2 separate regions of the Homo sapiens genome follow, and region 1 is linked to region 2. Evidence: chromatin loops called from intact Hi-C (ENCODE). Cell type or tissue: GM12878. All regions are shown on one strand. Links, peaks and the distances in the headings refer to the core of each region. The heading gives the core; the rest is flanking DNA. Region 1 has its middle 100 kb from the start of XRCC2. Region 2 has its middle 31 kb from the start of XRCC2.

Region 1 (8,177 bases), core at 1,118-6,117, 130 kb before region 2:
TAGAGATGGGGTCTCACCATGTTGGCCAGGCTGGTCTCGAACTCCTGACCTCAGGTGATCTGCCTGCCTCAGCCTCCCAAAGTGCTGGGATTACAGGCGTGAGCCATGGCGCCCGGCCCCAGTTGATTCTTTTAAGCAGCTGCTAAGGAAAAAATTAGATTGTAGGTAAAAATAGATTGTAGGTGGGTGCCTTTTGGGAACTTTTTGTTATTGTTGTTAATGACATTAATAGACTTTTCTTAGGTTTTATGTAGTGTCACAAATGACACAATAGCGAGAATAAAAAGCTCCAGTTTCTTTGGGAGTTTACCACATTCCACATTCCACGTACTGTGCCAAGGCTTTCAACACGCATTTTCTTATTCTCGTAGTAACCCTATGAGATGGGTTTTAGATTTTCATATCTATATTTTATGAAGCAGGAAACCAAAGCACAAAGTTAAGTAATTTATTCAAAGTCATGTGATTAGCAAGGGGCACAGCTGGGACTGGAACTCACTCAATTTGGTCTCAAAGCCGGTCTTCCCCGCCATAATGACCTACTGTCTCTTAGTTGTAGAAAAACCACCTCCCTCCAGACTGACGCGCCCACCTCCCGCTTTCCTCCTCCCCATTACGTCCATTCTATAGACCAAGACCAGATTAAAATTTCCTGAAATACTACTTTAATCCTTCCACTGCCTACTCGAAACGTTCCTCTTACCTAGAGAAGCAGGATCATGTTCTCATTCCTTCTTCTGATAATCAGTTGTCCTCATCTTGCAGAATATCCCTTCCATAACTTCTCCAGCCTGCGGAGCATAAGAAATCTGGAGCTGGCCCAGCATGGTGGTGCACACCTGTAGTCCCTGCTAATCAGGAGGCTGAGGTGGAGGATGGCTTGAGCTCAGGAGTTTTAAGTTGCAGTGAGCTATGAACGCACCAGTCCGCTCCAGCCTAGGTGACAGAACGAGGACCCCAACTCAGAAAGCAAACAAACAAAGGAAATTCAGAGCTGCCTGGCATGGTGGCATGTGCCTGTAATCCTAGCTACTTGGGAGGGTGAAGTAGGAGAATCACTTGAACCTGAGAGGCGGAGGTTGCAGTGAGCTGGGATTGCACCACTGCACTCCAGCCTGGGTGACAGAGCGAGACTGTCTCAAAAAAAAAAAAAAAAAAAAAGAAAGAAAAAAGAAATCCAGAGCTAAAATTAGGAGGGGAAGGATGTAAACTTTGAACCTATATAAAACTGTAGGAATATTTTGTACTGTCATTAAAATAAGACACTAAAGAAAGCATTTTATTTTTATTTTTTATTTTTTTTGAGTTGGAGGCTTGCTCTATTGCCCAGGCTGGAGTGCAGTGGCTCAATCTCGGCTCACTGCAACCTCCACTTCCCGGGTTCAAGTGATTCTCCTGCCTCAGCCTCCCGAGTAGCTGGAGTAGCTGGGACTACAGGCACATGCCACAACGGCCGGCTAATTTTTGTGTTTTTAGTAGAGATGGGGTTTCACCATGTTAGCCAGGCTGGTCTCGAACTCCTGATCTCAGGTGATCTGCCCTCCTAGGACTCCAAAAGTACTGGAATTACAAGTGTGAGCCACCATGCCAGACCTAAAGGAAACATTTTAAATAAATAATATATCAGTGACATTTTCTACTTCTTAAAATTACTAATGGTGGCTAATGCACAATTAACTTCTCTTTACCATCTGTTGCTTGCTTGCTAAAAACTTTAGTATGTCTTTCCAAGGAAATTTTAATCAGGGGCTTAAAAAAAAAAAAAAGAAAAAGATTTATTTTTTCCAGGTGTGTATATTAAATTTTTTCTTGTATGATTCTCTATTCACTGTTTCAAGTTGTTTTGATAGTAAAATGTATTTGAAGAGCCTCACAATTTGAACACTTGTTTTAAATCCTGTTGAACGAAAGGTATGAGGAAGTACGTCAATGCATTTTTCATTTGCTATGTTATGGTTCAACCAGTTTTCTCTGATTGTTACTAAATTCTCTTTCCAATAATATATTGATTCTCCTCTGTGTTTACTAAACATTTTTTTTTCTAATTTTTTTTTTTGTTTTTGAGACAGAGTCTCGCTCTGTCACCCAAGCTGGAGTGCAGTAGCGCAATCTCGGCTCACTGCCGCCTCTACCTCCTGGTTCAAAGCGATTCTCCTGCCTCAGTCTCCCAAGTAGCTGGGATTACAGGCGTGCGCCCCCATGCTCAGCTAATTTTTGTATTTTTAGCAGAGATGGTGTTTCACCATGTTGGCCAGGATGGTCTTGATCTCTTGACCTCATGATCCACCCTCCTCGGCCTCCCAAAGTGCTGAGATGACAGGCATGAGCCACCACGCCCAGCCTTTTTTTGGTTTTTTAAAATTTTATTTATTTTTATTTGAGATGGAGTCTCACTCTGTCACCCAGACTGGAGTGCAGTGGCATGATCTCAGCTCACTGCAACCTCCACCTCCTGGTAAACATCATTTTTGTAAAGCTACAGAAAAATTATGGTGAGAACAAATGCTGTCATATCTGTTTTGTGTGTGTGTGGGAGAGGGGTAGCTTTTAATTTTTTTTTTTTTTTTTTGTCTGTGTTGAAGGTGAAGGGGAGAGATCATGACATGTTTTACCTGACAAGGGGGTACTGAGCCCTGTCTATCCACTCCATCCCTACCGCATACCCTGGCTGAGACAGGAACCTTCCCAAGCAGCACTCCCAAGGAGAGTAGCCATCACTTGGTCCTTGCTGGACATGAGCATTCCTGCATCAGGGAGAAGGCAAACCTCATCCCACATTTCCTTCTTATCCCAAAGTGCTACGATCTGGTCCTTGCTGGCCATTACGGCAAGTAATCACAGCCAGGTCATTTGCTTACTTAGACCTCAGTTTCCTTGTCTGTAAAATTAGCATGTTTGTTCATGTTATCTCAGAGGGCTTTTAGAGCTCTAAAAGCAGAAGCCACAGAAAGCCTGAGAGGAGCACAGGTGAAGGCTCTGGGTGTGGGTGGCTTTGCTTCTTCCATTAGGTCCTCTTCCCGCAGGTACTTTCCAGAGTGCCTGTAATTAACACAGTGGGAGAGCAGAACCGCCATAAACCCTGTTCAAGCAGGAAGGGAATGGAAGGTCGAGGCGCCCGGACTGCAGCCGCAGCTGTGCTTGGGGCTGATCGGCCTTGGCTTCGCCCCTCCTGGCAGCTGGGGACTGCTGTGGGTTTTGCATGGTTCACAGAATAAAGTGCAAATGGGGTCCTGTCATTTTTTATTACTCAGAGCCGCTTTCACTAAACCTGAAAGCTTATCTCTTGGTCGATGAAAAGTCTTTGTACTGTGGACCCCAGAGTCTGGACTTCCCCTCACTAAGCAGCTGTGTGACCTGGGGCAAATCAACCTCTGGGCCTCACTTAATGGTTATATGATTCACTGTCACCTGAGCCAAGTTGAAAAATAGTCTTAGACACGTAAGCACCACCCATAAGCACCACCCATTGTCCGCAGAATCGTCCTCGGACCACCCACCCACATCTGCCCTGGGGGGTTTAAATGCCCCTCCCAGACTCCAGCCTCTTACAGGCTGGGTCACGCTGCCCTGGGGAAGTCTATCTGGCTCCTTACAATAGGGAGAGCAAATCCCTGCTACACCTACCTGAAGCCCAGGACAAACCCCTTTCTGCAACTACCGAGAACCCATCAAAGTTTAATTTCAGTCACAATAACCTCAAACAGACTCTCAGCATCTCCCTGCACCACTCCTGCTCTGACAAAAAGAAAAAAAGAGGCCAGGCACGGTGCCTCATGCCTGTAATCCCAGCACTTTGGGAGGCTGAGGCAGGTGGATCGCCTGAAGTCAGGAGTTCAAGACCAGCCTAACCAACATGGCAAGACCCGCCTGGCCAACATGGCAAGACCCTGTCTCTACCAAAACACACAAAAATTACCCGGGAATGGTGGTGTGCACCTCTAGTCCCAGCTACTTGGGAGGCTGAGGCATGAGAATCACTTGAACCCGGGAGGCGGAGGTTGCAGTGAGCCGAGATCGCGCCACCGCACTCCAGCCTGGGCAACAGAGAGAGACCCTGTTTCAAAAAAAAAAAAAAAGAAAAGGAAAAAAAAGGAGAAGAATCGTACTTATGTTCAGCTGCAATTTACTCAGCAGAGTGATTAATCCATTAATTATTCCATTCAGTGAACTATTCGAAAGCATTTGCGAGTGTTTACCATATGCTCTCTTATTGTTGGAGGGTCGGACTATTCGAAAGCATTTGCGAGTGTTTACCATACGCCCTCGTATCGTTGGAGGGTCGGAGCAGCCGGGAGTTGGGAGGCCTGTGATGAAAGAGATCTGAACAGCTGCAGAGACACGTTTGCAAGTGGGCCTGGGGCCCACCTCAGGACTGGGGGCCGGTCGGGCACCCTGCCTCTCACCCCCAAACAACGCAATTCTTTTTTTGTTTTTTTGTTTTTTTGAGACAGTCTTGCTCTGTTGCCCAGCCTGGTGGAGTACAGTGGTGCAATCTCAGTTCACTGCAACCTCCGCCTCCCGGGTTCAAGTGATTCTCCTGCCTCAGCTTCCGGAGTAGCTGGGATTACAGGCACGTGCCACTACGCCCGACTAATTTTTGTATATTTAGTAGAGACGAGGTTTCACCACGTTGGTCAGACTGGTCTCGAACTTCTGACCTCAGGTGATCCGCGTCCTTGGCCTCCCAAAATGCTGGGATTACAGGCGTGAGCACCCGCAATTCTAGGGGGTTCTTAGGCTGTCCCCACCTCCACTGTGACCCTCCAGTTTGTCTTTCTTACAACCAACAGAGTGATCACTTGAAAGTGAGAATCTACCTAAAGCTCTTCCTTGCTTTCCGTACGTTTCTCCTGCCCTTAAGGAAAAAGGGCTTCTACACAGGCGTTGGAGACCCAGCACAGGGGTCTCAGCCAGCTCCCTAGCCGCATCACCCTGCTCCCTGCTTCCTGTGTGTTCTTCTGGCAACCAGACTGTGAGCCATGCCTGCCCGTGCACACTGTGCGGCTCTTCACCGCTATACTGAGGCCCTTCTCCCAACTGCCCCTCCCAAACCACCACCAACAGCAGAAAGCCTGGCTAAGACATCGTTATCCTCCAGGATTTTCCAGTTCTTCAGAAAGCTGCTCCTGCAATCACCCAGTGGTTCTTCCTGCCTGCTGCACAGACAAAACCAATGCCCTGAGACCGTGGCATTACCGCAGAGAGAGTTTAATTGGAGGCCTGGCACTATGCCTCACACCTGTAATCCCAGCAACTGGGGAGGCCAGGGTGGGAGGATTGCTTGAACCCAGATATTTCAGACCAGCCTGGGCAACATAGAGAGCCCCAGTCTCTTAAAAAAAAAAAAAAAAAGGAAAAAAAAATGTTTAGTAGAAGCTGGCCACAGTATGAGGGAGATGGAGCCATCACTCAAATCACTCTCCCCTGAAGTCTCGAACCTTAGGGTTTTTATGGGCAATTATTGGGCAGGGGACTAGGGAATGGATGCTGCTGATTGGTTGGGGATGAGATCACAGGGGTGTGGAAAATAGTCCCTGTGCTGAGTCTGCCTCTGGGTGGGGACATAGGACCACTTGTCATGACTCCCAAGTCCAGGTGGGGTGGGGTCAGTCTGAAAAATATCTCAAAAAACTAACCTTAGGCTTTACAGTAGTGATGTTATCTGGCTGCATGATCCCTGAGCAGTAAGGGATTATGGAAACACCTGTTGGGCAGGGTGGGTGGCTTGTGCCTGTAATCCCAGCACTTTGGGAGGTCAAGGCAGGAAAATCACTTCAGGCCAGCAGTTCAAGATCAGCTTAGAGACAAGATATCATCTCTACAAAAAAACTAAAAAATTTGCTAGGCATGGTAGTGCATACCCATAGTCCTAGCTACTAGGAGGCTGAGGTGGGAGGATCACTTGAGCCCAGGGAGGTCAAGGCTGCAGTGAACTATGATTGTGTCATTGCACTCCAGCCTGGGTGACAGAGCAAGACCCTGTCTCAAAAAAAAGATTCAATACAAATTTTTTTTAAAAGGAAACTACATCTATCTTATGGCCTTTCACTCATCTTACAAAGCCGGTGTCAGCAGCCCAGAACAGGGAAGGGCTTAGTTTTAAGAAGGGATTATTATCACTCTTGCTTCAAGGTTAAGCTATAAACTAAATTTCTCCCAAAGTTAGCCTGGCCCAGGCCCAGAAATGACCAAGGACGCTTGGAAGTCAGAAGCAAGATGGCGTTAACTATGTCAGATTTCTCTTACTCTCATAATTTTGCAAAGGCGGTTTTGCTCTAACCTTATTAACCTACTTTCTTTTTCTTTTTTTTTTGAGATGGAGTTTTGGTGTTGTCACCCAGGCTGGAGTACAATGGCGCATTCTTGGCTCACTGCAACCTCCTGCCTCCTGGGTTCAAGCGATTCTCCTGCCTCAGCCTCCCAAGTAGCTGGGATTAAAGGTGCCTACCACCACGCCCAGCTAATTTTTTGTATTTTTAGTAGAGATGGGTTTTCACCATGTTGGTCAGGCTGGTCTTGAACTCCTGACCTCAGGTGATCCACCCGCCTCCGCCTCCCAGAATGCTGGGATTACAGGCATGAGCTACTGCGCCTGGCCTATTAACCCACTTTCTACACATCTCTACTCCCTCACCCTACTGCATGACAATTATCTGCTTATTTTAGTGTCTCTTCCACTCCTTGCAGCCTAGAAGGCTGTCCTTATTTGAAACTCCAGTGCCAGGCATGGATAGGTTTGAATTAAAGTAAGCCCTCAATATCTATTGGTTGACTGAATTAATTTGGGATGTGTAATTACACGTCGTGCCTATAATGATTTTTGGTTTGGAGAGGCCAAGGCAACAGTCTGTACTTCTGAATCCAGAAGATAAGAGAAACTAAGATTTTGAGAACATCAGGTGGGTCAGAAAGCCAAGCCAGCCCAGTGCCTGCTTTGCATTTCACCTGGATCTATGTGTCAGGGTGAGAAGATGTTTGTTTGCTTTTAACTGCTTGCAAATCTCTTAAAAAATGTGTATTATTATTGTATACCCAGGCCAGGTTCTTCTCCTTAATTTCTCTGGAATCAGAGTTAGAAAAACTGAAGGACTGTTCCTGGGTGTCTTGTTCTTCATTCAGGAGCAGAGCTGGCAATGTTCTTCCACTGATGCCCGCTCCATGGATTGTTAGGATTAGGTCAAAGATGTATTTGCAATATTTGGCATCACATCTGGCCCATAGCGCGTGCTCAGTAAATGCTGCTCTTCTGATTGTTGTGATTGATGAGGTGTGCTAGCAGTTTTGTTTTGGCTCCTCTCCAGGACGCTGGTCATCCTCGGGATATGAAGCCTGTTCGCCGGGGCGGCCGTTTGCTGGGTTCCCAAAAACTCTCTGTTCTTGGGTGGAGCTCGTAGAGAGAGCTCTACTGTCCCAACAGCTTCATGATGCCACCATCCCTGCTGGGAAGAAGGCTCTTGAGCTTAAGGGACTTGCTAGCTGCTAATGAAGACCATCCAGCCCCGTTCTTTCCAGTGATCTCATTTCACCATCTCAGGCAACAATGCCCAATGCCTTCTGTCTTCATTTTCACTCCTTTTTTTTTTTTTTTTTTTTTTTTGAGACAGAGTCTCGCTCTGCTGTCCAGGCTGGAGTGCAATGGCACAATCTCGGCTCCTGCAACCTCTGCCTCCTGGGTTCAAGCGATTTTCCTGCCTCAGCCTTCTGAGTAGCTGGGATTACAGGCACCCACCATCATGCCCAGCTAATTTTTTGTATTTTTAATAGAGACAGGGTTTCACTGTGTTGGCCAGGCTGCTCTCGAACTCCTGACCGAGACAGGGTCTCACTCTGTCATCCAGACTGGAGTGCACTGGCACAATCACAGCTGAGTACATGCTTGACCTCCTGAGGCTCCTACCTCAGCCTCCTGAGTAGCTGGGACTGCAGGCACGCACCACCATACCCAGCTAATTTTTCGTATTCTTTGTTGAGATGGGTGTTTTGCCATGTTGGCCAGGCTGGTCTGGAACTCCTGACCTCGAATGATTCGCCCACCTCGGCCTCCCAAAGCGCTGAGATTACAGCTGTGAGCCGCTTTGCCCAGCCATTCACTCTATTTTGGATATTCAAATCTATCCTCACTGATGTCTTTAAAATCTCAGTGTAGCCACTTGGGTATCTGTTTTGTGTGCTTTTTC
Region 2 (8,177 bases), core at 1,832-6,831:
TGCCTGTAGTCCCCGCTACTTGGGAGGCTGAGGCAGGAGAATGGCGTGAACCTGGGAGCCGAGATCATGCCACTGCACTCCAGCCTGGGCAACAGAGCGAGACTCCGTCTCAAAAATAAATAAATTAATTAAATTAAATTAAATTGAACTAAAATCTTGGTGGATTTCAAGTGGTTAGTCTTTGTTTTGGCTTCCAGAACATCATAGAATGAGTGGAGCTCTTCTATGCAGCGACGGCTCTGCAAAATTTTCCAGACAGCGATTGCTTTTCTCCTCTAACGTCTACCTCTCTCTCCCATCCCTGTACCACATGATTCATTGCCAGCCAAAATATTTCCAGTTTTTTTTTTAACAATTCCTCCTGTGGCATTGTGGAATTGAAATAATTATATGTATTTCTTGCCAAAGAAAAACATTCAGAATAGGAAGTTTGCTTTGAGTTAGATAAAACAAGTTAATTACTTTTGGTGAAAGGTTTGTTTGTTTGTTTTTGCTATTATAGCATCATTATGCTATTATATAGCATATATTATGCCATAACACTAGGTTATAGAGTGAAGACTTTCCATATCTGAATTATCTGTATTTTGCCTGTGTAAATAAGATAATCAGATACTCATGTGATTTTTTTTTTCCAGCTGGAAAAGTAGACTTTAAAAATCAAGATAACTTTTTTTTTTTGACAGTTTCAAATTTTGCTCTTTTGCCCAGGTTGGAGTGAAGTGGCGTGATCTTGGCTCACTGAAACATCTGCCCCCCGGGTTCAAGCGATTCTCCTACCTCAGCCTCCCAAATAGCTGGGATTACAGGCGCCACCACCACACCTGGCTAATTTTTTGTATTTTTGGTAGAGATGGGGTTTCACCATGTTGGCCAGGCTGATCTCGAACTCTTGACCTCAGGTGATCCACTCGCCTCAGCCTCCCAAAGTGCTAGGATTACAAGCACAAGCCACTGCACCTGGCCAACTTAAAAAATATATAGAGTACACCTAAATTGAAAAAAGTTTCAATACATTTTATGGTATGGCATGTTTATAGATAGTATCAAATTTACTAATTGAAAAGAAAATACATGGACTAAATGAAAAGAAAATATAAATCCCCAGCTATATAAACTCTCCATTAACCTGAAACTGGCTAACTATAATAATCAATAAATTTGCTGGGTGCAGTGGCTCATGCCTGTAATCCCAGCACTTTGGGAGACCGAGGTGGGTGGATCACTTGAGATCGGGAGTTCAAGACCAGCCTGGCCAACATGGTGAAATCCCGTCTCTACTAAATATACAAAAATTAGCCAGGCATGGTGGCGGGTGCCTGTCATCCCAGATACTCAGGAGACTGAGTCAGGAGAATCGCTTGAACCTGGGAGATGGAGGTTGTAGCGAGCCGAGATCGTGCCACTGCACTCCAGCCTGAGCAACAGAGCAAGTCTCCATCTCAAAATAATAATAATAATCAATAAATTAGGCTTTCTTCCTCAGAGTTATGCAAGTGTAGCTACTTCAAGATTTGTATTTATCAAAGAATTTGTGCTTTGACATAAAGATCAAGACACAAAATTGCAGGAGATATTTCAGGACAGGTGGAATTTCCTAACTTCTTAAAATGCATGAGCAAGGGTGTTACATATGGTGAACCCCAGTTTCTCTTCAAAGAACCAGTATGTCAGTATGTTCAGCTCTCTTATTCTTTGATTCTCCATTTTAAAGTTTAACTTCCTGGTTCTCTTAGCCCCCTTCCTTCTAGTTTCAGTAAACAACTTTCCCACCAGTCCTAACCAGTAGTTCACAGCGGTCCCCTGATCACCTGCTTTAACCTAAGTCACCTTTAGTTACCTGTTCCTAACCATCCTTCCTGCCAAAGTACTCACCCTGCCACTCCAGCTCGTATTCCTGTTCTCTTTAAAATAGCCAATCAGAATTAGCTTAGACTGTGTGGTCCAACCCTAGCCAATATGGGAATGACACAGCAGTAGGGGCTACTTGTGTCAGGAATAAGAACTCCTGCCCCTCCCCTGTTCAGGTGTGCTCTTGCCATTGTTCCATCTACAAGAAGCACCCTTTCTGCAGAAAGTAAAAATTGCCTTGCTGAGAAAATTAAATTTATGTTCGAGTGCTATATCTTTGTGGCACTGAGGAATAAGCATTTTGCATTTCTAGCAAAGGGTAAAAAACACTGTATTTGAATCAGAAGACTTGGGATTGTGTCCCAGATTTGCCTCTTTTAGTTTTTAATGTATTTGAACTGCAGTTTCCTCATAATGTCATCATCATCATTAACTATTTAGTGAGCATTTACTATATGCCAGTCACTGTACTAAGTGCTTTACAGAGATGATCTATGTAATCTACACATCAACTCTATGAGGTTCATGCCTTTATTAACCTTGTTTTACAGATGAGAAACAGGCTCAGAGGGGTTAACCAGCTTGCCCATGGACACTCAACCCTGAGAGAGAGTTGAAATTCATATGCAAATAGCCTGAGCCTTGCCTCTCCCATTCCAGAGGTAATTCTGGTATACTTTTTTGTAAAGTTCCTTCTTGTTTGTACATCCTTCAATCTATTCTACCTTACACAGTCAGCCAGGTCTTCTTTCAAGATACTTCTCAGATGATTCTCTTCTAAAAACCATAACTAGCTTTTGATTTGCATATGTGAAACTTCACATTTTCTAACCTGGCATTCAAGATATTTTATAATGTGCTCCAATTCATCTTTGGAGACACAGCTCCTAGAGATTTACCTGCTGCCAATTGAACTTAGTGAAAAGCCTCTCAGGTGTCACCTGTCCCCTCACTCTTTTTTTTTTTTTTGAGACGGAGTCTTGCTCTGTCTTGCCCAGGCTGGAGTGCAGTGGCGTAATCTTGGCTCGCTGTAGCCTCTGCCTCGGGGTTTCAAGCGATTCTCCAGTCTCAGCCTCCCGAGTAGCTGGGACTACAGGCGTGAGCCACCACACCCGGCTAATTTTGTATTTTTAGTAGAGACAAGGTTTCACCATGTTGGCCAGGCTGGTCTCAAACTCCTGACCTCGGCTTCCAAAAGTGCTAGGATTACAGATGTGAGCCACCACACTTGGTATTTTTTTGTTTTTTGTTTTTGTTTTTGTTTTTTAAGCAGAGTTTCGTTCTTGTCTCCCAGACTGGAGTGCAGTGGCATGATCTCGGTTCACTGCAACCTCTGCCTCCCGGGTTCAAGCAATTCTCCTGCCTCAGCCTCCTGAGTAGCTGGGATTACAGGCACCTGCCACCATGCCTGGCTAATTTTTGTATTTTTAGTAGAGATGGGGTTTCACCATATTGGCCAGGCTGGTCTCAAACTCCTGATCTCAGGTGATCCGCCTGCCTCAGTCTCCCAAAGTGCTGGGATGACAGGTGTGAGCCACCGCCACCGGCCAGGTGTCACCCTTTTGTGAAACCAGATTATTCCTGTCCACAGGGATCTCTGCCTACCTAAATGGAAATCCTAAGGCAAGGACAGTGAAATTATTGTATTTCCCTAAATGTAACATTACATATAGTTATTTGTGTGCATGAATTATCTCCTTTATTATCCTATAAGATGATAGAGACCAATGTATAGAAAGCTATGTATAGCTCTTTCCAAACCCATTTTGGGAGCTCAGGGAGTATTTCCAAAAGACATAGATTGCCGGCTTTTCCCAGAAATGGGACCTGCAGGGAGGTGTGGCCCCTGAGGGGGTGGAATCGCTGAAGCTCGGGCAGATAGCAGTGGAAGCTAGACTATTACTAGCTTCTTTCAGTATCACTTCTACTTTGCTTTGCTAACAAAAGAAAGCTGTTAAGCCTCCGGCCATAGGAATCAAATGGAAATGTCCCTCCCTTCTAGGCAAAGCTAGTGCCCTGGGCTTCGTTGCATTGCAAGTTTACTGGAAAAAAAAATTTGAGCTTTTATTCAGTATTTATACAGTCATTCCCTAGAATCTCCTTCATCCGGTCTTAAAACTAGAATTTGACACAGTGGGTTTAGGTTGAATGGTTTAGGCAACCAAATTAATCATGGCAGTCAAAAGTCCCTTTGCATTTTTCTTTTACAGTCCTCCCATAAAGTTAATATATTTAAATGGTTGTGAGATAGACAATTAAGCATGGCCCTTTACCTTTTTACAGTAAGGGATCACAGCAAGTGGGACGGAGAGAGAGAAAAAGAAATTCCTTGACGTGTGTCCTTGCAAACAGACAACTAGCCAACGCTGCCTCCTAGTGTCTAAGGTAGACACTGCCTGAGGGATTTGGATGTGAAGCTGTGGTTTGTTGGAGGGGAGGTTTTGCAGTATATATGAATATCTATTAACTGGCCAGCACAAGCAATGGATTAAAAAGTTTAATCACTGTGGGGCGTGGTGGCTCACGCCTGTAATCCCAGCACTTTGGAGGCAGAGGTGGGTGGATCACCTGAGGTCAGGAGTTCGAGACCAGCCTGACCAACATAGCGAAACCCCATCTCTACTAAAAATACAAAAATTAGCCGGGTGTGGTGACGGACACCTATAATCCCAGTTACTTGGGAGGCTGAGGAAGGAGAATCACTTGAACCTGGGAGGCAGAGGTTGCAGTGAGCCGAGATCGCGCCATTGCGCTCCAGCCTGGGCAACAAGAGGGAAACTCTCTCAAAAAAAAAAAAAAAAGTGTAATCATAAAATGGATCCCAAGCAAGGAACTTTTGACTTTTTGTGACCAGATTCAAACCAGGTCTACACACTCACACGCCTTCATGAGCCTGGCAGGTGGACGTGACATCCCGGGAGTGGTAAAGGCATGCCCCGCATGAAGGTGCTCAGTTTCCTCAATGTTTAAAACTTCGTGTGAGCCCAGAAACATTTCTGAGGACCACATCACTAGGGCACAAGTTTACATTTAAAGGATTTTAAATAGGAGAAAAGAGATTTTCTTTCTCTTGGAGCTTCTTTTTAACTCTAAGAAGTTGCCAAACCTACTGAACTCTGCTACTGAGTTTGCGAACATGAGATACTTGTTTTCCCCAGTGTGTGCCACAGCACAATAGGTGACACAGGCTCTCGTAACCTCCGCTGGCGTTGTGGGTATGTGACCCATACAAACGGGCCCCACGCTTAGGAGTCCCACACTTGGTTCAAGACTTCAGTTGCTATCTTGAAATTCTGAATGCTTTCTGACCAGGGGACATGCATCTTCATTTTGCACAGGGAACTGTGAATTATGTGGCAGGTCTTGGATGTAATAGAATTTGCTACCTTTGCTTCTGTTCTCTTCTGCCTATTTCCTGCCCATCGTCTATGTTTTTGGTTTGGTGCTATGCCCTAAACCTTACCCAGAAAAAAGAGTCTTGGCAATGGTAACAGAAATCTGCCCCATCTTTTGCCTCCCAACTCCAGAGGAGTTTGTGTCCTCTTTTGATTTTATTTTTTTATTTTTTATTATTTTTAATACAGGGTCTGGCTCTGTCACCCAGCCTGGAATGCAATAGCGCAATGATGGTTCACTGCAGCCTTGACTCCTGGACTCAAGAAATCCTCTTGCCTCAGCCTCCTAGATAACTGGGACTACAGGTGCACGCCACCGTGCCTGGCTAATTTTTTATTTTTGTGGAGACAGGGTCTCACTATGTTACGCAGGCTGGTCTTGTACTTCTGGGCTCAAGCAATCCTCCCCACTTGGTTTCCCAAAGTGCTGGGGTTAAGTCATGAGCCACTGCACCCCAGCCGCGTGTCCTCTGTTGAAGTGCACCTGCCAGGGTCACCACACAGTGACGATAGCAAGGCCTGTGCATCCTCACGGTTTGTTTTGTCATCACTTAGTGGCTCCTTTCCAGTTACCATGTTTATACCAGCACTATCTTTTTTTTTTCTTTGAGGCAGAGTCTCCCTCTGTTGCCCAGGCTGGAGTGCAGTGGCATGATCTCGGCTCACTGCAACCTCCGCCTCCCTGGTTCAAGCGTTTCTCCTGCTTCAGCCTCCCAAGTAGCTGGGACTACAGGTGTGTGCCACCGCGCCCAGCCAATTTTTGTATTTTTTGGTAGAGACAGGATTTCACCATGTTGGCCAGGCTGGTCTCGAATTCCTGACCTCAAGTGATTCGCCTTATAATCACTTGTGTGCTCGTCTGATGTGATGGCATGGTAAGAAAATGAGACTGGGCCGAGCGTGGTAGCTACTGCCTGTAATCCCAGCACTTTGGGAGGCCGAGGTGGGCGGATCACCTGAGGTCAGGAGTTCGAGACCAGCCTGGCCAACATGGTGAAACCCTGTCTCTACTAAAAATACAAAATATTAGCCGGGCGTAGTGGCAGGCGCCTGTAATCCCAGCTACTTGGGAAGCTGAGACAGGAGAATCACTTGAACCCAGGAGGCAGAGGTTGCAGTGAGCCGAGATCACGCTGTTGCATTCCAGCCTGGACAACAAGAGCAAAACTGTCTCAGAAAAAAAAAAAAAAAGAAAAGAAAAGAAAAGAAAATGAGACTGGTTTCCAGAAGCCATTCAATAGAATCAGCCTCAGGTTTTCTTCTTTGTATATAGTCACATGAACTAGCTGATTAGACATCTGCCGTTGGGAGACAGTTTGAGGGGCATTACCAACACTTTTGCAGACCAATAATGAACATTCCCAGTGACCCAGAACAAACTCCCAGTAACCCAGAAACCACTTTTCAGTGACTGCAAGAAGAAAAGCTCTACCGTAAAAAGCAGAAAGCTTTCTAAATGACCATAGAATCACCTTTGGAAAAGTTGCCTTAGGGCCAATTTTAGAAGTAGACAGGTTCTCAGTATTAGGGCCTTAATGACACAATTACCACCACCCTCCTTATTTAGTCAGATTCATTAAGCTCTTGGTTTCCATGAACTAAATCCAGCCCTTTTGTTGGTAGTTGAGGTAATAAATGGTAAATGGCACCTTTCTCTAGCACCCATTTGATTAGTTTAAAATGACCTCATACTAGTGTCACAGACTAGTGTGACTCAGCCTGATGTCATCAACTCCTCTTAAATGACTGCTAATTCCCCATGGCAATCAGCACCTTCCCAAAAGCTTCAGCAGAGAAGAGTCTTAAAAGCCTTTTGTTCTAACTTCTTTTTTTTGGACATCGTACAATAGGCTTTAGCCTTGGGTTAATTGTCTCTGTGGACATAGTAAGTCTTTAATGTTTAGTGTCTTGCATGCGAACAACTTGTTGAGAATAAGCCACCCCTTCGGTTCCAGTTTTTAGTAAAAGCTGTCTTCTAATAAGACTGAATGGAATAAAAAAATCAAAATCCAAGAACCAGTTTACTCTGTTAGAGAATGTTAGTCAGTGTTCCAGTTCATGAATTATTAATAATAACACCTGACATTTGTCTTGTTCTTCTCCCTTCATCAAAGCACTTTCTCATTTATTATCTCATTTGACCTTGCCGTGCACCTTTCAGACAATGGGGAAGGCACTGTCACAGCAGGGACTAGCGAGATGCTGGTGAGTGGTGGAGAATGCCACATTTAGCAAGAGGTAGATGCTTAGAAATCTTTCTCAAAATCAGCAAGTAATACCTTAAAATAAAAAAAAAAATGGGCTGGTGATCTGGGAAATAGAGGAAACAGGGGCAAAGAGAAGCAGGAAAGAGGAGAAAAGGGAAGGAAAGAGGGAGGGAGGAAAATTTATATTAATGGACATCAAATCTCAACTCTCCAAACCTGAAGGGAAACATAGTAGTTTTTTAAAAGAATTAATGGATGTTAGTTTTAAATGGACACCTTCCTCTTTTTACAGAAAATTTCTGGGCTGTTTGACATCACCACTGAGAGCAGCTAGAATTTGAATGGCGGGGATACTTTAAAAGCTCAGAACTATAGCCAGGCGTGGTGACTCACTCCTGTAATCCCCAGCACTTTGGGAGGCTGAGGTGGGTGAATCGCTTGAGCCCAGAAGTTCAACACATCTGGGCAACATGGTGAAACTCCATCTCTACCAAAAATACAAAAATTAGCCAGTCTCATAACCTGGTCTCAAAAAAATAAAATGAAAGCTCAAAAGTGTAAAATCAGAGGACAAAAGCATGCACATAGGGAAAGAGTATGTCTGTGTAACAGCCAGGGTCCAACTGACCTTAAGGGACAATGATTCATCTGCTGTGTAAGGTCCCATCCTTGGATTTTACAGTATCTGTAGCTACCCCCATCTCATTCTTTTTTTTTTTTTTTT

Evidence for each region. A loop is a pair of places that touch in the nucleus more often than their neighbours do. Peaks named below come from ENCODE experiments on the same cell type or tissue, not always from the same donor. Only the 100,000 strongest peaks of a DNase experiment are listed, where the experiment ranks them.
Region 1: it touches region 2 in a loop (4-fold over the local background); 2 of 110 quality-filtered maps call a loop at or near these places.

Annotation. Positions count from the first base shown.
Region 1 is chr7:152,571,974-152,580,150 of GRCh38, forward strand. No RefSeq gene overlaps it. Among named protein-coding and RNA genes, the nearest start is that of XRCC2, 100 kb to the right of the region's middle. In GM12878, for the core only: no CTCF peak of the experiment used is centred there; a DNase peak (open chromatin) is centred at 3,338; H3K4me3 peaks cover 405 bases; H3K27ac peaks cover 1,176 bases.
Region 2 is chr7:152,702,900-152,711,076 of GRCh38, forward strand. No RefSeq gene overlaps it. Among named protein-coding and RNA genes, the nearest start is that of XRCC2, 31 kb to the left of the region's middle. RefSeq lists a silencer at 3,625-3,801 and an enhancer at 4,094-4,173. In GM12878, for the core only: a CTCF peak has its summit at 4,228 (motif pointing left); DNase peaks (open chromatin) are centred at 3,823 and 4,222.